Regions from separate parts of the Homo sapiens genome. Here region 1 is linked to region 2. Evidence: chromatin loops called from intact Hi-C (ENCODE). Cell type or tissue: Calu3. All regions are shown on one strand. Links, peaks and the distances in the headings refer to the core of each region. The heading gives the core; the rest is flanking DNA.

Region 1 (11,392 bases), core at 1,794-9,793, 95 kb after region 2:
GAAAAAAAGGTGAGATAGGGCAAGTAGGCTTTGGATAGGCCAGTTGAATATTAGGAATAAGTGGGCTGATTGAATTGAGGAATCAGGGGCCTCTGAGGCATAAAGACTGTCCTCAGTTTTCTGGTATGTGGTTCTGAGGTGGTTAGGATGGGTGTACAGTGGCCCAGAACGAGAGAGCCTAATAAGGGAGATGCTTGAAGATGGATATAATTGACTGCTCAAGAAGGGGAACTGACCAGCCTGTAGCCTGAGCCTCAAAACTGGGCTAAGACAGCATTTATAAATCTATAATGCAGTGAGCAAAATAAATATTGGCATCATTTTAAGCCATCACTTTGAGTAGTGTATTATGTATCAATAGATAATTGGAGCTTTCTGACTGTTGGTAGTTGTAGAAACTCACAAGATGAAGAGTCTGTTGTGCTCTTCTAGACATAGAGAGAATGTAATATCCCTGTCAGCTTCTAGGACCCTTCTGGGTCCCTGAGTTAGAGTTCTTCCCTGGATATGATTTACTAAGTCATCACATGGGCCCTAAAGCCTGGCCCAAACTGCGGCTCTTGTGAAGCCCCGAGGATGGGCTTTCTGTAGGTCTTCATGGGACAGCAGTGAGAGAGGAGCTTCCTGGATGTCAGAGAAAGAAGGTCTGTCTTAGCTCACTCTCAAGAGTAAAGGTTTCTGTCTTAGTTTGGGTTCACCTCAATGTAAAGCTTGAGAAATGAATTTGGGTGCTTATAATTTATTTGGGGAGGATCCCAGAAAGCAGTAGTGAGGGTATGAGAAGAGTTAGACAAGGATGGAGGAAAACCCAATGTAAGGGAGTGAAACAAAGACTTGATTCTCCTGGGGTCTTCTGAGAAGCATACTTTGCAGAAGCATCCACCTGTAGGATACGAGTCAGAGACATTTATCTGGCCCCCCTCATTTCCCCGTAGGTTGAAGGCTATCTCTGAGAGCAACCTTTGAACTATGCTTGTCCTTGGTCTGAGCAGGCTTCTATGGCATTGCATCAGAAAAGGCCTTTTGGCAGAAAGCAGAAAGATGGGTGACATGCCCTTGATGCCCTCAACCTGAGGGTAGTCTGAGCTCATGTGGATTTTTGCTAAGGCTGAAATTCAAGGTGTCCAGGGTGATGTGCTATGAAACACCGAGGTATCTGCCACAAAGTCAGGATAGGAAAATTTACTAAAATTGGAGTTAAAGGTCTGAGTTCCAGACCATAATTATACTAAGCAACCATGGCCAAGGCACTTAGCTTGCAGATTTAATTCTCTCATATATAAAATGAGGATAACATTATTAGGTGACATTTTTGTGGAAGATACAAAGCCAGGGACAGTGAGTCACAAGGAGAGGTGAACTGGCTGGCTGTCAAGGGGCCTCCGGAGGAGGTGTTACCATGGGGCATTTGCCATAACCTATGGCGACTAGGGTTTTCTGTATTCTCAGAGTGGCATCTTCTTTCAAGACAAGGCTTGTAACCAAATTTGTAAAGATTGACCTATAAATCAGCATAAAAGTTTATTACTTTAGAATGATAAATGTGAAAGTCACTGAGCATGAACAGTGCTATTCTTTGGCTAGGCCATACTGTCTTTGAAGGCAAGGAATTTTGGAAGTTCAAAGTCAGAAAGTTATTAAGTGAGAATAGGATCCAAATAAAGATAATTAGTTATGTGGTTGAATTTTGGAGCACCAGGGTAAGGGTAGCCTGATGTATCGTTTTCTATTACAGGAATATTCCTCTCCCTTGAATAGGCATCAGCTTCTCTGACTTGTCCAGTGATTTTTTTTATAAAGTAATTATTTATTATAAAGTCATTATAATGACTGAGGTATTGGCAAATATCTTCAAACTTGTCTTATGCGTGTCTGGGATTCAACTGACTTATAAATCAACTTTGCATGTCTCTATCACTATGCATTGTATTGATTTTGCAGTGCAACTCTCAGAGGGAAAGGGTTTTTTTTCTTTTTTCTCTTTTTTTTTTTTAACCAAACTCTTCAGGGGACAACTCATCCACTATACTGCCTGACAGGGTTATTGTAGAGATTAAAGGACATTGTTAAACTGATAAATACTGTGAGTTACTCTTGACATTATTAGATCATGGACTCCAGTAGGCAGTAATGGGCTCTGGTAAGTAGAAGAAAAGAGTTTTATAACCAATGAAATAGAAAAGTATTCTTAAACATTTTTTTTCATTGAAGAGTTAAAGGACTTTTGTAATCATGAATAAAAGAGGTTGTGTTATTTTTTCATTAGCCGAATACTGCACTTAAAACTAGACTACTGTTGATCAAATTATAAACTGATATCCAAAGCACTGTGACGGATTTTATTAGGAATTGTCAAATACAGTGAAGGGGGAAACGACATGTATAAGTCTGGGTTTATGGAACATAAAATATAATTTTTAACCTATTGGAGATAGACTAATTTTTAAAAGCTCAGTGTAAGAGGAACATTACTAACCTGGAAACTGGGAGACTAGAGCACTTGCCTTGTTCTGCTGACTAAAGAGCTGTATGACTTTGGCCAATTGTCTCATGGGAACTCAAGTTTTCTCAACAGTAAAAAGAGGACTAGTTTAGCTAATTCTATGTGCATTTTAGCTCTAAAACTTTCTGAAACAAGTAAAGATTCTTGCGGGTAGGAGCAATAGGAGTCAGATAACTTTAAAAAAGTGTGAATATTTTAGAGGAAAGTAAGAGATGGGAAGAGCTTCAATTGTTGTAAAAGGGAAATTGCTAACCTGTATTCCAGAAAGTTGCAGTCTAACATTTTCAATTTTCTGACACTAAAATACAGAGATAATACTTGAAGAAAAGTTCATAGGAAGTCCCTAATTATGGTGACCAGCCATCCAAGTTTGCCTGGCACTAAGAAATTTCTCAGAAAGCAGGACTTCCTCTATTAAATTGGGGAAAGTCCTGAGCAAAACAGGATGAATCAGTTTCTTCCTTACTCCTAACATGCAGTCTGTGTTATTTCAGTATAGCTTCCAAACTGCCCCCTATGATGATGGCAGCCAAGTGGTAAGAAAAGTTGCTACTAATAAACTTTAAACCCTACAAATGGTGCTTCTGAAAGGCATATAATACTTAGGTGATGAATAGAGTTTTAAAGTCACAAGCTGGGGAATGTGCATAAAGGAAAGCAGACTAAGAGACAAGAGGCTAGAAACAAGCTTTTTTCCCAGTGTTCTGTATCCAGTAATTTGTTCATTCATATCTTCAGTGTTGTGAGTATACCCTCTGTGTGAAATTCAGTGCTTGTTGCTGGAAATGAAAACAAATGAACAAAAAATTCATCTCTCATGAAATTTATTTTAATCTACCTTGTTGTTATTAAATGTCTCTTCCCATTCGTCTTCCAGAGCACTGTCCTGTAAGTACTCACACATCTCGGTTCTGAGTCCAGGGCCTAGTACTTGGCAGGCACTTGATAACTATTTATTGAATTGAATTTCTGTTGTTCCCTTTGTTCTTCTACCTTTTAAAAAAGAAACTCTCTTTTCCCTTCTTTGTCTCAAATAATTCCACTAATATTTTTTCTCCAGGACTCAAAGCACTTGGCTAACATTTTCTGAAATCTTTATAGCCTGTCTCTGAAATAGGTAAGAAGTACAGTGATAGCAATTGTACCTATCACTGGCTATGGTCTCTCTTGGTTCTCTTATATCCTATTACTGATGGTTCATTTGAGCTTCCACAGAAGGTCAAGACACAGTTTAATAGTTCTCATGGCTCATTTTGGGCATCTGCAGGGCAGCAGACTCAGAAAAATATGTGGACTTCAAAGGTACTTATCAGAGGAAATTCAGATCAAAGCAAATAGCACGGTAAATACACCTAGTGTGGGGCTCATGTTCTACAGCACAGGGCCTATAAAGGTCTCCTGAGGACGTAAGCCAGAAACAGCCACCTGGAGTTGTAATTTTCCAGTCCTTCTGGAGATTTAGGTGAGGTCATTGCTGTGGATTCCATTTTGAAGTTTGGCAGCAGGAAGTGATCTTGGGATTTAACTCTGTCCGAGTGTCACTACACTGAAAATAGGACAGAATAATAAGACATTTATGACAAGGCTATTTGCTTTTTGCATAATGTATGGAATTGAAAAGCTAAAAATATTACTAAATTTAAAAAATCCCTAATTAATTCCTATCACATTCCAGGGAGAAGATGAGGGTTACGCTAGTTTTTCTTTTTTTATAGAAAGGACAATTGGATTTTTTAAGTAACTATTAAGGTTCACACATCAAATTAACAGCAATATACTCACATAGACATCTAATGTGACCACCACAAAACATTTCTTGGTATCAATGGGTTGTGCATGTTTGAAACTATCTAAATTGTTGGACTTCGCTCAGATTCTAGGATTACAAGCCGTATAGTAGGTGTGCTGTTTAATTTAATTTAATTATCTTCAATCAGTGTGACCTGGTATTTGCATTATTAATAGCCTTTATGTTTAGATCTGTCTGGTTGCTCCAATTTAGACAGACAATTTGTGAGTAGATACGCCTTTCTGCAATTGGATAAACTCCTGCACATGGGTAAGAAATGTCTTAAATTTGGAAATAAGCAATTGGAAAATTAGTTATCTTGTTAACAAGGCAGCCAGTCCTTCCTTAAGTGTGTGTTTACATGCATCTGAGTGTCTGTCTGTCTGTGTGTTATCTACCTGATTTTATTACAGATCATCAGTAACTCTTAAAAAAGAAAAAAAAAACAGAACTGTTTATAATTCTGCAGGGTCTTGATAAGAAAAATGCAGTAGGAAGGAGTTAGCTCAGTTAGTAATTCTCTTTCACTACACTTTGGAGATATACATAATTAAAACAAGTCTGTCTGTCTATCTGTCACCTACCTGTCTATCTATCTATCCATCTATCTATAATCTATCTGTCAATCAAGGAGTTAATATATTCATGTGGTTCAAAAATCACAAAGCAAGGCCAGGTGTAGTGGTTCATGCCTGTAATCTCAGCACTTTGGGAGGCTGAGACGGGTGGATCACTTGAGGTCAGCAGTTTGAGACCAGCCAGCCAACATGGTCAACCGCCCCCGCCCGGCATCGCTACTAAAGTTACAAAACTCAGCTGGGCATGGTGGTGCGTGCCTGTAGTCCCAGCTATTCAGGAGGCTGAGGCACGAGAATCTCTTGAGCCCAGGAGGTGGAGGTTGTAGTGAGCTAAAGTGGCGCCACTGCACTCCAGCCTGGGCAACAGAGAGAGACTCTGTCTAAAAAAAAACAAAAAACAAAAACAAAAAAAACTCACAAAGTATAAAATAAAGTTCATAGTTACAAGTCTCTCTCCTATTTCTTGTTACCCCTCTGCCAAGACACTGCAGTCATACATAATGATTCTTCTTAATTTCTTGCGTCCAGATTTTCAGTTTAAAAAATTTATTTAAAAGCCAATTAAAATATGGCTTCTTTCCTTCTTTCTTTTACAAAAAGGTAACATATTACAGACACTCTTTTGCAGTTTCTTCACCTAACAAAGTGCTGTGTAATGGTGATCTTGCCTTAGCAGCACATAGACAGCTTCCTCTTTTTTACCTAGCTTCATGGTACTTCATTTTATAGGTGAATGTTTTTCAAATTTTAATATATATCAAAGTTACATAGAGGGCTTGTTAAAATACAGATTGCTGAGCTCTACCCTCAAGTGTGAGAATTTGCATTTCTGATAAATTCCCGGGAGATGCTGATGCTGTTAGTCTGAGGACCATACTTTGAGAACCACTGCTCTAGATATATTATAATATGTTTAGCCTGATGATAGACAACAGAGATTTCTCCAACCTTTTGCTACTACAAACTATGAAGGAATGAATATTCTTATTCATATAACCTTTCAAACTAGTATAGGAGTTTTTGTAGGATAAATTTCTAAAAGTGGATTTTCTGGTCCAAGTGTTACATATATTTGTAATCTTGATACAAATTTCCACTATAGTGTCAAATTGGTGGTGATTCCAATGTACACTTCTACCAACAATATATAAAAGTGCCTATTATACCATACCAAAAAAGCTTATTATAAAAACTATATCTGCCAGTCTAATAGATAAAAAATGGTTTTAATTTGCATTTACCTTTTCATGTAATGGAGAATTATTTGTATTTGTTTTTTGAAATTTACTTTCTGGAGTAAGTTTCCTAATTTTTCTAGAATTCCAGTTTCTTTATTTGTAAAATGAGAATATTGGTAATTTTTAGGAGTTAGGCAGTTCAAACTGCTGTGGCCTCAGGACTTTATTTTTGGTCCCAAGTAAGTGAATGAATTCTACTTCATCTCATTACACAATTTCATTTATTTGTCCATTTATTTACTCATTAATCATTCAGTATCTATAATATGCTAAGTACAGGACATAAAGAGATGTAAACCTTATTTTTGAGGCATTTACTGTCTACTAGAGGAGACCAACATGCAAATGGTTATGTTACAATAAAATGATGGCTGTTAGGATGGAGAAAAGAGACAGAAACAAGGGGATGCAGGTCAAAAGCAACACAGGTTTATTGGACGAAGAAACCTGTGGAGGGGGACACCAGCTATGTGGCTGGAGCTCGAGCTCCTTTTACAGACTGGGGCAGTTACAGGTCTAGCTGGGAGAGGTGGAATTGTTGCAAAATGGGATGGGCGGTGTGGTTAGCTGCTGATAAGGGAAGAATTTCCTATGGCCAGGCAGTTGGGCCTGAGACCTGCCCGACAATGTGTTTCCCACTGCTGGGAAATTTCCACTCTGGCCAGGGTGTACAAAACGGTGGGAGGTTGACAAAATGGCGCAGCTTGGGCTAACAATGGCTGTAACAAAGGTCCCTACAAAGCCCGGGGAAATGAAAACCTAATTGTCTCTGGGGGAATCAGGGAAAGCCTCATGCAAAAGATAGCTTTCAAGTGACACTTAATGATAAGGAGGCGTCTGCCAGGTGGACAAGTGGAGGAGGGTATCCAAGGCAGAAGAACAGCTTATGCAAAACCAAAGCAGCATGGGGAAATATGGGTATTCAGGGAACTAATGTAACATTGATTCTTGAACAGAAGGGATGGGAGAAGGGCAACTCTGGTTTTCTAGTTCCCATTTGGGGTGGGAAAATGGTCTCAATTCCTTCAAATTGGCTCGTTCCAAACCCCAGACTATAATATAAATGTTTCCCTCCTATTTCCAGTAACCAATTTTCTCTCTATTAGATCTCTCATCTAGTCCTCTTTTGACCATGGCATTTGTGGTTTGAACTCTTCTTTGTCTCAAATGAAGATTTATTTGAGGCCTTGCTGCATGAGCTTGCCAATTTAATGTTCCATCCTCTGCCACATAATTCTTAATGAGAGAGTCAGAGGTTAATAGAAAAATAACATAGAAAGGAATATATCTTATGCTATAATTTTAAGAGTGTATATTCTCAAGGACTATTTGTGCAAATGGGGAGATGCTCAGAACATATTATACAGAAAAGAGAGAGGATGCACAATGTCTAATGATAAAGCAAGAGTTGTGTTTGTTATTTTTCATATATAAATCAGTCTATCAATCATCTATCTTATTTATTTGGCTATAAAATTCTATATTTTTTAAAATTAATATATTCTGATATATTTCTACATTATTAAAACTCTTCATAGACAACACATTTAGGCTGCCTTGACTGTCATCCTTGCACCATTTGGTGGATGACCACAACTTGGTTCTTTATTCTTCTATTTTTAGACATTTGGGTTTGTGCATTTTATTCATATAAGCAGAGATAAAAGAAAGAAATTATTAACAAAGTTTGTCTTAGTCCATTTTCTGAGCTGCACACAGGTCTACTTGGGCCACAGCTGGGGTGGCTGAGGAGCACTGTGCTGAAATGCAGAGAGCAAGGTGGCCCTGGTCAGTAGAAGGTGCCCTCAGCCATATCCTGAAACCATTCTGCCCTTTTGGAGCTCTAGGCCCATTATGAGAGGAGCAGCCTTGAAGATCTCCACAATACCTTTGAGGTTATTCTCCCATTGTCTTGATGAATGACATCTGGCTTCTCTCCAGTTATACTAATCCCCTCATCGAAAGGTTGCTTGGCCACACCATTGCATGCTTTACATTCTTTTTGTGGACAGGCTACAAATTTTTCAAATATTTATATTCTGTTTCCCTTTTAATTATAAATTCCATCTTTAAATACTTTCTCTTTTCTCTCATTTCACTGTATATAATTAAAAGAAGCCATGCAGCACTTTCAATATTTTGCTCAGAAATTTCTTCTGCCAGATATCCTAGTTCATTGCTCTAAAGTTCTGCTTTCCATAAAGCCCTTGGGCATGAACAATTCAGCCAAGTTCTTGGCTATTTTTTTTTTTTTTTAACAAGAATGGCCTGTACTCCAGTTTCCAATACCTTGTTTCTGTTCCTCATTTTTGTGTGAGACCTTATCAGAATTGCCTTTACCATTCATACTTTGGCCAGCTTCCTGGTCACAATGACTTAGTAATGTCTAAGAAGTTTCAGACTTTCCCTACATTGCCTGTTTTCTTCTGAGCCCTCACTAGAATGATACTTAAAGCTCTGTTTATGACAAAATAGGCTTTTTCTAGCCTGCTCCTCCAAATTCTTCCAGCCTCTGCCTATTACCTAGTTCCAAAGTTGCTTAACACATTTTCAGGTATTTGTTAAAGCAACAGCCCACTTCTCCTGCACCAATTTTCTGTCTTAGTCTGTTTTGTGCTGCTGTAAGAGAATACTGCAGACTGGGTAATTAATAAAGAACATAAATTTATTGGTTCACAGTTCTGGAGGCTGGGAAGTCCAATATCAAGGTGCTGGCATCTGGTGAGGGCCTACTTGCTGTGTCCTAATGTGGCAGAAGGCATTACATGGCCAAAGGGCAAAGTGGGTGAGAAACAGCAAGTGGAGGATGAAACTACTCCTGTAATAATGAACTCATTTCCATGATGATGACATTAGTCCATTTGTAAGGGCGGAGCCTTTATGACCTACACACTTCTTAAAGGTCTCACTTTTTAATACTATTACAATGGCAACTAAATTTTAACATGAGTTTTGGAGGGGATAAACATGCAAACCATAACTGAATTTATCTTGGATAATGGGTTAATGGGCAAAGATGATCTCTGTAGTTAATTAAGAAAAGCCAAAAAAAGCCTGGTATAAGAAAGATATTTTGGCTATAGAAGCATCAATGAATAATGGAAACAGTGATATTTCTCATCTATTTAGCATTGTACCAGCATCGTGTTAAGAGTCTAATGTGTTTTAGATTTGGGCTGCTTAGTTCTCCAAAGACCACACTATGAAATCTATGCTATTATCAACTTAAACTTCAGCCCCTCTACCCAGTCCTTCCACCCTAGGTTTGGGGGAGCATGCACTGAAAGCCCCAACCCTCTAATTATACCTTGGTCTATCTAGTGACCAGCCTCCCTTCTGAGGCTATCTAGGAAGCCCCAGCTACCAATCATCTCATTAACATACACAACATACTCTTATGACACTGAAGATTCCAAGAGTTTTAGGTTCTATAAGTCAGGAAACTGGACAAAGAAAAAATACATACAGTCATGTGTTCCTTAAGGATGGGGATACATTCCGAGAAATGTGTTGTTAGGTGATTCTTCATTGTGCAAACATCATAGAGTGTACTCACACAAACCTCAATGGTATAGCCTACTTCACAGCTAGGTTCTATGGTATGGACTATTGCTCCTAGGCTACAAACCTGTATAGCATGTTACTATACTAAATTCTACAGGCAACTTTAACACGATGATAAGTATTTGTGTATCTAAATATATCTCAACATAGAAAAGGTACAGTAAAAATATGCTGTAGAAGATACAAAAAATGGTACACTTGTCTAGGGCATTTACTATGAATGAAGCTTGCAGGACTGGAAGTTATTCTGAGTGAGTCAGTGAGGGAGTGGTGAGTGAATGTGAAGGCCTAGGACATTACTGTACACTACTGTGGACTTTATAAACACTGTCCACTTAGGCTACACTAAATGTATTTTTTAAAATTTTCTTTTTTAATATTAAACTTAGCTTTCTGAAACATTTTTACTTTATAAACTTTTAAGTTTTTAAAAAACTTTTTGTTTCTTTTGTTATAACACTTAGCTTAAAACACAAATACATTGTACAGCTGTACAGAAATTTTTCTTTATATTTGTATTCTATAAGCTTTTTTTAAATTTTTTAATTTTTAGAAAACTTTTTAACATTTTTTGTTAGAAACTAAGCCATAAACATACACACTATCCTAGGCCTACACAGGGTCAGGATCACCAATATCACTGTCTTCCACCTCCACACCTTGTCTCACTGGAAGGTCTTTTGGTATAATAGCATATATGGAGCTGTCATTTCCTATGATAACAGTGCCTTCTTCTGTAATACCTCCTGAAGGACCTGCTTGAGGCTGTTTTACATCTAACTTTTTAAAAACCATAAGTAGAAGGAGTATACTGTAAGATAACAATAAAAAGTATACTGTAGCAAATACATAAACCAGTAACATAGTCACTTATTATTAATTACTGTACATAATTGTATGCACTAGACTTTTATATGACTGGCAGCACAGATTTGTTTACACCAGTATCACTACAAATATGTGAGGAGTGTGTTGTGCTATCATTTTATGACAGCTATGATATCACTAGGCAACAGGAAATTTTTGCTTTATTACAGTCTTATGGGACCACCATTAAATATGCAGTTCATCACCAAAATGTCATTAGACAGAGGATGATTGTGTTTCACAGTATCACAACTACCTTTCCCCAGGTGACTTAGATAAGACTCAGAGATGAACCCCTTGTTTACCCAGGACAAGGTCATGTACAGAACCTCCAAATTTTCATTCTTTATCTCACAAATGATTAGCTAAAATATTTTTCCCTATTGACCAAACTGAGAACATGCCCATTAATTTGACTTGACCAAATTTTGATCAGGGTTCTCTCCTTCCCCCAGACCCTGAACTTTGGCCTACCCTTGAGCACTGGAACATGAAACAACCCCTGCTTAATTGACCTTCCTGAGAATCAGCTTACTTCAGGAAAACTCATTCCCTGATCAACTGTTGAATCAGGCCATGCATCGATCCCATGTCTCCACAACTGGTTCTTTCTAGTGTTATTTACTCCTCCTTAGAAAAGAAACACCCCTTTCTGCCAGACCTTTGGGATTCTTGCAGATCTCATAATCAGAGCATTCTTCCTATTGCAATAGTTCTCCCTCCTTATGCAATAGTCCTTCTCCCCTTATTGCAATAATCTTTAAATAAGGTCTTTTCTTACCTAAGTCTGGATTTTTATTTTTAATATACTTTCTCTAGAGCAGTTTTGGGTTCATGGCAAAATTGAATGGAA
Region 2 (11,392 bases), core at 2,190-10,189:
CACATCATCTGATACCTTTAGTACCTATCTAACTTTTTTTTCTCTCACTTGTTTCCTCTTCTTTAGACACAGTCACCTCATTGCTGTTGCTTATGCACCTCAGGCACACCCACCTTCAGGCCTTTGCTCTGGCTGTCTTTTCCAAGTGGGGTAATCTCCCTCATACCTCCTCGCCTTCTAGTCTGTGCTCAAATCCCACATTCAAAAATTGCCTATCCTGACCACACTATTTAAAACTGCAACCCATTTCCACATTTCATCCCCACCTCCAATGCCTGCTTCCAATCCCCATTGTCCTGCTTCACTGTGCTTTTCTTAAGAGAATTTAGGATTTTCTAATAGACTATGTAATGTACTTATTTTATTACATCTATTATTTATTGTCATTGTTGATTCTCTACTTCCTCCCCATTTAATCTTCAAGAGCAAAAGATTGTTATGAATTTAATAGTGACAGGCATATAGTAGAAGCTCAATAAATATTTGTTGATGGAATGAATGAATATATAATTGTATCTAAAATAGTAACATAGTATAACTATGTTTTGTGTACTGTTGTTTTTAATTTAGCAATATACGATTGTTGTACTGTATTGTTAATTTAGCAATATACTGTGTCTATCTCTTCACATAAATTAATATTCTTTGACAAATCTACATCCCTGAATGTTTTTACAACTCCAAACAATTTCTGTAAGCATTATTAAGCTCCAGCATCAGTAAAGATTTGAAGCATTAGTAGGGAGAAGCTGACCACATCCCATTCATTTATTCAATGTACACACACATGGCCTACTGTATGAAAAAAATAGTGGTAGAGAAACTGAGAAAATAAAAACCCAAGTTACATATATTGAAATAAGATTCTTGCAGGCAAGATTCTTGAAGCTACTTGTGACTTTACTTTTCTTTATTTCTTTATTTTCTTGACTTTATTTTTCTCTTGTCATTAGTACATGGTAGATTCTCTCTCCAGCTCTGTTTGGAGTCAACCCTTTCACTGCAGCTCTGTTTGGAGTCAACCTATTCTCACTTCCAACTTGCCTTGGAGGTGTCTATAATGAAGCTGCCCCTCTTCTGCACAGGACAGCAAAATCAGCAGGCTTCTCTTTTTCATAGCTGCTGATTCTGGGCAGCTGTGAGAATCTGGCAGCCCCTGTTTCTGTGGGTGACTGGTCCTCTGGTTGGTGGCAAAATAACTCCAGACTAAAATGCACTTTTTATTCTTAGATATCAGTCTCAGATTTAGGGGGAAATTGTATGTCATAGAGAAGAAAGAGGCACAAAGTCTTGTGATTAATGGAAAGAAAGAAGTTCATTTTGCCTCTAGTCCCTTTCTTTGTTCCCTGATCCAGCTTATTCTCCCTTATTCATTGTCCTGCCCCTGACCATTGTGATTGTGTGGCCACCTATGGCTTTTTCATTTATTTACCAGCATGGTTCACACATTCCAAATGACAGCAGAGACATTAGGAGCCATAACTCACCCAGCAAAAATGGCCAGTTTTCTTATTGTTCTTCTTTGGCATTTGTGTTACTTTAAATTACTTGTCTAGCTAATTATCCCAGGAGACAGTGAGCGTTAAGGACCTTATACTTGACTACAAACGAAGTCAGAGAAGGCTAGCATCTATTTTCAGAAATGAATTTTTAAAAAGTGAACACTTCTGAAGTGCACGTTACTCTTTTCCTTAGGATGAAGAAACATCCTGAGAAGGTTGACATGCTGAATGCCTTAAAGAACTTCAATTGGGATGCCAGATGAAAGTGTAACTAGAATTTCTATGGCTTAAATAACGAGAGTAAGAGACCTCTATTGTTATTATTCTGCCAGTTTTTTTCTCTTTCTCTTTTCTATGTTGTGTATTTGTCATCTTTTTTTGAAATACTGTATTTCAATAACTATTACTTCTTTCAGTCCAAGGAGATTTCTGAGAAGTCCTACTTGGGATGAAAAGATGGACTTACATAATAAAATATAATTTATAAAGATAATTTGAACATAAAGTAGATCACAAAACTATCTTTCCTAGAGTTGGAAGATGAATTTGGTAAGTCTGACGTGTGGATAAAAATTATATATCACATATTTCTTAGAAATCAGAGTAGATATCAGTGTTCTTTCTGATTAGTCCAGATAATTAGGAAAGAAGTAGAGGGAGAAAAACTCTAGAAGTAAGAAAGTTTGATTTCATGTGTAATCAGAAGAAATATTCAAGTAATTTATCACTAATTCAAATAGTCAAGAAAATTCTAGGAAAAGCCCTAGGAAGCATAATTAGCTATGCTGAGAGTTGAAACATTTGCAAAATGTCCCTGTTATAATTTGCTATTTTATTCCCCCTGAGACCTGAGCAATGCTTTATCAACAAATCCCTAAAGACTTTTTAGCAAGTCTTAACATGAAATACTTGTACTTGATGCAAGACTTTTCACCTAGAAAGAAAAGTGGCCGGCTTTGGAAGGTTAGCTTCTTACTTTTTGAAAAGCTTTCTGGAACTCTGCCACCTACACTTTCTGGGCTTCATTTACGCTTGGTGAAAAATGGAGGGATTGTACCTGTCACCCACTTGTCTCCCAAGGGTGTTATAGAGTATCTAGAGAAAGTCCATTTACCCACAATCCTGTGCTGTGAATGACAGGCCGATGGGCCTCCCTGGCCCAATAATGTGTTCTTGGTCTCTGCTGCTTCAGGTAAGGGAATGTCTTACTATCCCCCAATCTCCTATTGGTAATATTTATTTGCTACAGTTCAGACGGCCCTTGATTGAATACTGAACTCAAATACTTACCTTAGACAAGAACCTTGACCAGAGCAGTCATTTCTAGGCCTGGTTGCCATAGGCTCTCTTCACAAAGCATACTGGGAATGGATGAAAAGTTCTGATATTGCAGCTTCTGGGTGTGCTCAGGACTCTTCTTCACTATCATTGGTTGTGTCTGAGACTGTCTAGCTGGGCAGATTTGGTTGGGGTAGTGGGTGAGGGAGGGCTAGAACTGTGGGATGCTTTTTTATTTCCTAAATTTCCTTCCAAGAACCTCTAGAGTCACTGGAATTCCAGCCCTGTGGCTTTGGTTAGCATGTGGGGGAAAGTTTACCTTCTCATTCCTAGAGCTACATTAGGGGAAACAAGCACTATGCTGTTTGGGGTGAAGTTGGTATTAATTTTCCCTGAGAAACAATACTGTTGATGATGGTTGGGTTCTGTGGGCCTGTTAGTTAACAATATAATTCATCTATAGTATGAGTTAAGTGGACTTGTGTGGGCTATTCTATTAATACATTGTCTGCAACATTATTTCTATGAGAATAATGTATCCTGAGTTCCAAAAAATTGACTTAAAACATTTGGAATACACACCATTACTTAGTGGGGACTCATCTGGGGCACCCATAATGGATGGTTCAGAAAATATGGTCCCTGCTGCTATTCACTAGTGCTTATCAATTTCAGTCTCCTAGCTTTAAGTTTCTTGAGAACTCTTCATTTCTTCACATGATTTAGGAGGTAGAATGTGTGCAATTTTCTAGTCAGCTGAGAAGGTTCATTCTCAATCCATTTATTTTTGTAGTTTGGTAAAAGGATATCCTTTTACTTTTTAAAATTTAAATTATGAAATAATAAATGAACATTGAGTATATATATAAATTTTCTACATTCTTACCATTTTGAGGGTAAGAATATACTCTTACCTAGCAATAATCAAAAGTGTAAAAATCCTTATATAATTTCCTATATACGTAAAACTCTCTGTATGAATTCCTTATATAATGTCAACATCATTTGGTTCTGTCAATTTTTGCTTTTAAAGTTATGCTTTAGATGTAGACAAGTTAAAATTTTTCTGTTATTTTGGTGAAATGACCCTTTTAAACATGAAGTAGTAATTCTTTTTTGTTAATAATGCTTTTTGCTTTAAAGGTACTTTAATCTGATATTAATAAAACTATATCATGCAAAATTGTATATTCAGAGTTGCCTGTTATAGAGGAAAACTGGCAGCAACAAAAAAGTTTAACAATTGGACATTGGATATACAGTAAGAATATGTTCATACATTGATATACTATGCAGCTGTGTAATACCATATTATACATTATAACCTTCATGAAGAAAAAAGCTCACAGCTGTGCATGTAGAAAAGAAAATGCAAAAAAAGAAAAAAAAAGAAGCATACTACAAAATAGCTTGTATTATAGCATGCTATTTTTGTACCTCCCGATACATATGTAAATATATGTTTAGCAAATAACCTGATATTATCCACTAGAATATAATATTGGATACTTTTGGGTGAAGAAATTATGAATAATTTTAAATTTTTTGTTCTCTTTTAAAAATATATTCCTGTGTCATAAGTTAATTATTTATTTCAAATAATGAACATATGCTACTTTTAAAAGAAATGTAGCCTTTTATTTGACAAAAAAGCTCTCCTATTATTCTGTAGCTTATAAACAAGAATTCTGAGCCAGAAAATTACTGTTCTTTAAAAATGTCCATGATTCTTACTTGTTTTCTTTGTAGATTTTTAAAGAAAGATAACTACTTTGAATTACATAAACTTTAATTTCTAAAACGCAAATGTCTGTGTAGAATAGTAAAATTGTATCCCATACTTTTTCAACAAAAGTAGTCATAAACTTGGAATGGAATGTGACATAATAAATTGCAAATAATTATATAAGATTTTCGATTTCAAACATACATATTAGGAAGGCCAAACTGAGACTAGAATTTTAGAAGTACAAATGCAATTTTTTTTGCATCATGATTGAATAGGAAAAAAATCCCCTCAAGTCTGGCTGGCTGAATGAGCATGTTGTAAGTAGAATGTATAATTTTGTTAGTGTACCCCTCAGAGGTTGGCCGATGAGTAGCAGCAATGCAGTAACAATATAAAGCTGTCACTTGGTGGAGCTAGAATACTATGTAATTCCAATATCCTCTTTCGGCAGATTTCTTGGAGAAAATGGTTTCATGGCAAAATGTAAGACTATTGCCCCCAGTTGCCAAATATTGAAGTACTTAGCCTTTGGGGAATCTGGTTTTATGGTTTTCTTTATTATTGTGCCAGAGTATGAGTAAATGCCAAACTTATGGGCATTTACTGATTACAGTTAATAAATTACAATCTTTTCATCATGCTGAATTCAATGCCTTCCCCCCACCCTGCCCCAGGAGTTAGTTTAAATGAATATATCATCTATTGATTCAGTGACGTTTTCACACATTTCATATGGCACTTAATAGCCCAGTATCATTTCACTTGCTATGTCAATTACTGTAAAATCAAGATGGGCTTTTAGGTAGCTTATGATGCCTGGAACAAAATGCTCAATGGATATTATACAAGTGTTTGGTGATGAATACCAGCTTCTGGGATTCCCTGGGCAGGGTGGAAATTTTAGATCAATTCAAATATTGACCAAAACTTTTTAGATGAAATTTTAGGGTGACCAGTAAATGAAGACTGCCATAGACTCAGGCAATCCTTCCCTGGAATGAATTTAACGCTTTTGGAAAATTCTGGATTGTAGCCGTTCTTACTTTGGTCTTCCTAAAATTGAAAAATTGAAGATTTTTGCATTTGTATTTATACATGGGTGTGTATAGTTTTGTGCCTTTATCAAGGTTAAATTGTGCCAACCTTTTCTCTCAGGTACTAGGCATATTCCAAAAAGACTAATTTTAAAATTAGATTAATATCTTTCATACTTAAAAGGTGTTAGCTCAGATAAAATTATTGCATACCTTGACTATGTGAATGGATGCTGAAATTAATGTATTTATGGATCATTATGTTGACATGTGAAGAACAGTAATTGAGTTTTTTATTTTTTTAACTTTATAAATTTAAATTAATTTTTTTTTTGAGACAGGGTTTCACTCTGTCATCCAGGCTGGACTGCAGTGAAGCAATCACAGCTCACTGTAGCCTTGACCTCCAGGTTCAAGTGATCCTTCTGCCAGACCTTGAGCCACTGTGCCCAAATGAGGATTTTTAAAGATTTCCTATTCCTAATTTGGCTGGGTTCTGATTCTCTTATACTTTTATTTTTTCATAGAAGCCTTTTTTTTTTTTGCAGTGAGAAAGATTTTATTTGACCTTAAGATAATTCTATTTGGGAAAAGTGGGGAAATAGGATAATCAGTCTTCTATTACATATTATGGTCAAGGTAGATCCAGGTTTTGTGGGACTAAAGCCTATGTGGTTTGAGCTCTTTTATGTAAAAGGATACAAAATTACAAATGCAAAGTTAAGCATAAAAGTCCACATTTATTTAAAATTAGAAAAAAGTAACCGATTGAATAGTTTAAAAAGCTGGGACAAAACCCTCAAACAGTGAAAGATTCAGAGAAATTATATTTTTATTAAATAACTGCCAACACATCTGTATAATTATTTTCCACATATCAACTTATGGTTCCATACATTCACAATCTAATTTCTTCTCACATAATTCCAGTTTTGACTACCATAGGCATATTCATATCATGATAGGACTCTGTCTCTCACCTTTGCAAAAAAAATGCTGGATAACTCACCACAGTGGGCATTAGGAGTATTTTTGGAATCCATTTCTATACTAGGAAAGCCAGCAATAACTTAACTATACAGGGAAGTGACTGTGAGCCACATAAATAATGCACATTAAACTCAAACCAAATGCATCTCCCACTCAACATCCCAGGGTCTTGGAAGGACCCCATGCAAATGAGGGACCCTGAAACCTAAAACTCTTTAGTATCACAGTAATTCTACCTTTTTGAAATCCTTTTATCAATAATGTACCTCACTTGATTAAAATCGTCATCATCTTTAGGGTGATTTAAAGTTTGGGAACCACTAACAGTAACATTCATAGATGAAAGGATAGTAAATTTGGGTAAAAATATTCTTAAAAATATTTGCCATATAGACAAGGAGGACATAACCATAGGGATGTTATTTCAATACCTTATTTTCTAAGTATCATTTATTGGCTTTTAGTAGAGAGTACTAAAGACAGTGTTAGGACTGTCTTACAGATTTTTACAAAATTCTTACAAAATATTTCTGATTCACCATTATTCTTATATACCATTAAGAAGTACTGTTTTTTTTAAAACAACAGCTTGAAAGGCATAGCTACTTCCCTATTTAATTTGTATTCTTAATCTACCAGAAAAATCTGCAACTCCAGCAGTAAGATCATTGATTATTTATTTCATGGATAATATCCACATTGTTGAAAGGCTCCCTGTTTTAGTGTTTAAACAAACAAAAACAAAAACAAAAGCAACACAGCCTTGTATCAGACATGAAATTGTGTTTTTATTTGATGATTCCTGGAAGTCTCTTGACTCCTTAAAAGAGCACCTTATGCATGCACTTGAACACTAAAGCCATAGTAATAGTTAACATCTATCGATTGCTTTCTATGAGCCAGACATTTAGTGAAGTGCTTTACTTGCATTCTTTGTTTAATTTTCTGAACAGCTCTATGAGGTACGTACCATTTTATGAATGAAAAACTGAGGCTTAGAGAGTTTAAATAACAAGCCTAGATCCATGTAGTTTGTAAAGTGGCAGGCATGGTGGCTGAATATATACTTATTTTAACTACTTTGCAATAGTGTCACAGAAGCAGTCATTCAATGAATGTCAGGAAGGTTCAGAACTCATAGATAGCACTTGAATAACTACAACTTCAAAAAGGGAGAAGCTCTGAATTTAGGAGACAGTATAGCATAGGAAAAGATGGTGGAAGTCCAGGCACTAGAGTCAACTGTATTCTGGCTCCATCATTTACTAGCTGATTGACTTTTGACAAGTTACTTAATCTTTCTGTGCTCCAGTTTCCCCTGTTAAAAGAGGATAATCCTAATAAGATATGAGGATTTAATGAGGTGGATGAAACATTTAAACCAGTGGCGGGCACAGTAAATGCTCAAAAAGTTGTATCATTATTGTCTATTAACATTTATGCTTATTTGTCCTTTGAAATAGAGTATATGACTTGTGCAATGATAGGTAAACAGTATAAAAAATTTTGTTGTCTTTCTTTTCTAATACATGTATTATTTAGTTAAGGACCCTCTAGGTATATTGGAGAATGTGTTCATAGAAATATTATAATATCAATACAAAAATGCATCCTAGTTTTAAAAAATAAAAACACTTCCCAGGAAAATTAAATTTTAAAAGTTTATACCATATTTGTATTTTTACGTTGATTTAAAGGATATTGCCACTATGTGGAAGAATTTCCGGTCCAGGTATGTTCCTGTAGATGTTATGACTTTTCAAAACTTAATCTACTATTTATGTTATAAAATTATTACTATCATGTAGCTGAGCAGAAACATTAATATAACATAATGAGAAAAGTTGCATCTCTGCTCCTGAGACTCCTAATAAACACATTATTCATTTTTTATTCAATTTAACTGCAAATAGCTTTGGCAAATGTTGAAAACAATGCCAAAGGGTATATTTCTATTTTAGGGTGATAGGAAAATAACTCCTGAAGAGTCTTAGAAGTGAGAAACAAAATATGAATTATATAGTGGTGGGAAAACATAAAAGATTCTGATGTCTATGAATAACTATATTTCCCAAAGGAATAAACATTAATGACTTTAATTAGATTTTAATTGCTCATGAGAGCAAGCTCTTGCATGAGATAAAAACACCTGACAATACATTATGACTGAGCTTTTCTGTCAGCAACATAAGATGAATTAATATAAATGCCATTTAAAGGTAGAGAATTGTCTAAACGTAAACTAAGCCCTTAATCAGTGCTATTGTGATGGAAAGATACTGTCATAATTAGGTCAAGTTCTATCTTGGTCTTGACAGTTGTACATCATATTGAGATTTAAGACAGGACTGTAACTGTGGAAGACTCCAGAATGTTACCTCTTACTAACATTTCTTCACAAATGGTGTAAAAATAAACAAATGAGAGTTTTTTTGAAAGTTGCAATTTATATTGTTTCTTTTATTTACTGGAGGAACTCTTTAGAAGTAATCTGTTTGGGATTAGATTTAGGGATTTCCTTTCCTTTCTTGGGCACACTTTTGGAGTCTGTATTTGCTCCATCAGTCATTTTTGGTTCAGAGGACTCTGCTAAGAATAGAAGCATTTTGCAGTTTCCTTAGGTATTAAAATGACCCAGTTGTAGGTGGAAAAGCCCACTTCAGTCAAGGGTTTCTAGACCTTTGGAAAAACAGCGAATATTTATTGACATGCTAAAAACCTAAGTTCTCTAAAATTTCTTAATTTATCTTGTTTTTGATACTTTTGTTGAGGGGAAAAAAATCTCAGGTGGGGCAAATCTGTTATTAATATTATAGAGCTTTCATGAATTATGATGCTTTAGATCTATCTAGTTGTCCAAGGCTCGGCTGACCAGTGCGTATAATGCATTTTATTGTGGTTTTGTTAGTAATGAGTTAATCTGTCACTGGCCTCACCATACTTCACTGTATTGAGTCAATTTTCCTGTGGCATCTTTCAGAGTCCATTAAGTTCTTACAGAGCCACAAATTCCGTCTTCAACACAAGTTAGGAAGGTAATACAAATCAGTGAAGCAGGCGAGGGGAGACAACAGCAAATTGGAGGTCCATCCTCTGACTAAGGGACAGCAGAGACTCAGCTCATGGTAATCAGATCTTACGATAAAAAAATGCTGGAAATCTGGGTTTTCACATAAGCATTTTGATAGTTAAATATTATCAACTAATTAAACAAAAACTTAGTAAATGAATTAAGCCATGTCTGTTACCCTTTTATGATGTCTATATAAGGAATTTTTAAAAATCTGTCAGTTTCTATTTTTTGTACACCTTTTCCACACTACAGACCAAATGCTGCAATACATTTGAAGAAAAGCCATCTAACCAACATATTATAGTGTTCGAGCATATTTCTCCCATGCATTTCACTTCCAGGTATTTTCTAAAGTGAATGCAGTTGTATTTTAGCTACATATGACTTTATATGACTAATACAGTACAACACAGCAGTGATAAAGTGCCATATTCAAAGGTAAGTAGAAATTTAGCCCAATGGATAAATATTTGGCTGTCTATTTAAACCTTTGGCCTCCATGTTGCAAGGGTATTAAGAAACAGATGGGGGAGTTTTGATTTAATAGCACAGAGTGCCAATTCTGTCTCTAATTCCAGGTGCCTTTTGGAAAAAAAAAATCCTGGCTGTAGTATCTTGTTTTGAAAAGCCACTCAAAACAATTGAGATATTCTGCAAATATAAAATGGCTCCTGAAAGCTTTTAAATTGTAGAGGATGTAGTTCTGAATAAACCAATGTTCTGTTTCTTAAGAAGAATTTTATATACAGCTAGAGAGGATGTATATACATAGAGAAAGGGAGGCACATAATCATAATACATATAAAGATCTATCTCCACTTGGAATTAAATTCTACATCACTGTACCATGAATACCTAATGTAGACTTAACGGGTACAAAAAGAAAAGAAAATAGAGGTCACAATGAAACACAAAATTGAAAAACAATCAGGAAACAATGGAATTAAATGAAGAATAAATTAACATAGGATAAAAGTGAAAGACACTGACCAATTATTAGTAATATATATTTTAGTAATTTCCAATATTAAGGGATAAGTTGCTCATCAAAAGCAATTATCTTCTTTTAGGCCAGGCATGGTGGCTCACACCTTGTAATCCCAGCTCTTTGGAAGGCCTAGGCAGGTGGATCACTTAAGGTCAGGAGTTTGAGACCAGCTTGGCCAACATGGTGAAACCCCATCTGTACTAAAAAATACAAAGATTAGCTGGGCGTGGTGGCCCATGCCTGTAATCCCAGCTACTCTGGAGGCTTAGGAAGGAGAATTGCTTGAACCTGGGATGCAGAGGCTGCAGTGAGCTGAGATCACCCCACTGGACTCCAGCCTGGGCAACAGAGCGAGACTCCTAAAAGAAAAAAAAAAAAAAGCAATTTTCTTCTGTTAAATCAATAATATCTACCTGTAGTTTACTGCTTGATTAATATTATTTTTGCAACATATGACCTTAGAATAAAGCTTTTTTTCCTCACCTTCTGTAAGACTAAATATACATCAAACAAAAGGCCCTACCTTGTTAACTTGGCAGTGTACAAGCATGGTATTTAAGGATTTGGCTTGAGATCCTGGGCTTAAATCTCAATTCTGCTTCATATGAGATATGCACAATTGGGGAAATACTTCACTTTTCCGACCCTGATTTCCTTATCCATAACTGGAGACAATAATAATATTTACATCATGGGGTCGTTGTAATGTTTATAGAAAATAGTCTATGTTTTCATATTTACAAGACACAGACAAATAGCAGGTGTGTAATAAGTGGTGGCTGCAGATACTATTACAAA

What was found. Hi-C counts contacts between places; a loop is a spot of excess contacts. Peaks named below come from ENCODE experiments on the same cell type or tissue, not always from the same donor. Only the 100,000 strongest peaks of a DNase experiment are listed, where the experiment ranks them.
Region 1: it touches region 2 in a loop (2.5-fold over the local background); 5 of 110 quality-filtered maps call a loop at or near these places.

What each region holds. Positions count from the first base shown.
Region 1 is chr3:20,316,831-20,328,222 of GRCh38, forward strand. No RefSeq gene overlaps it. Among named protein-coding and RNA genes, the nearest start is that of SGO1, 140 kb to the left of the region's middle. In Calu3, for the core only: no CTCF peak of the experiment used is centred there; a DNase peak (open chromatin) is centred at 6,661.
Region 2 is chr3:20,221,040-20,232,431 of GRCh38, forward strand. No RefSeq gene overlaps it. Among named protein-coding and RNA genes, the nearest start is that of SGO1, 41 kb to the left of the region's middle. In Calu3, for the core only: no CTCF peak of the experiment used is centred there; no DNase peak of the experiment used is centred there.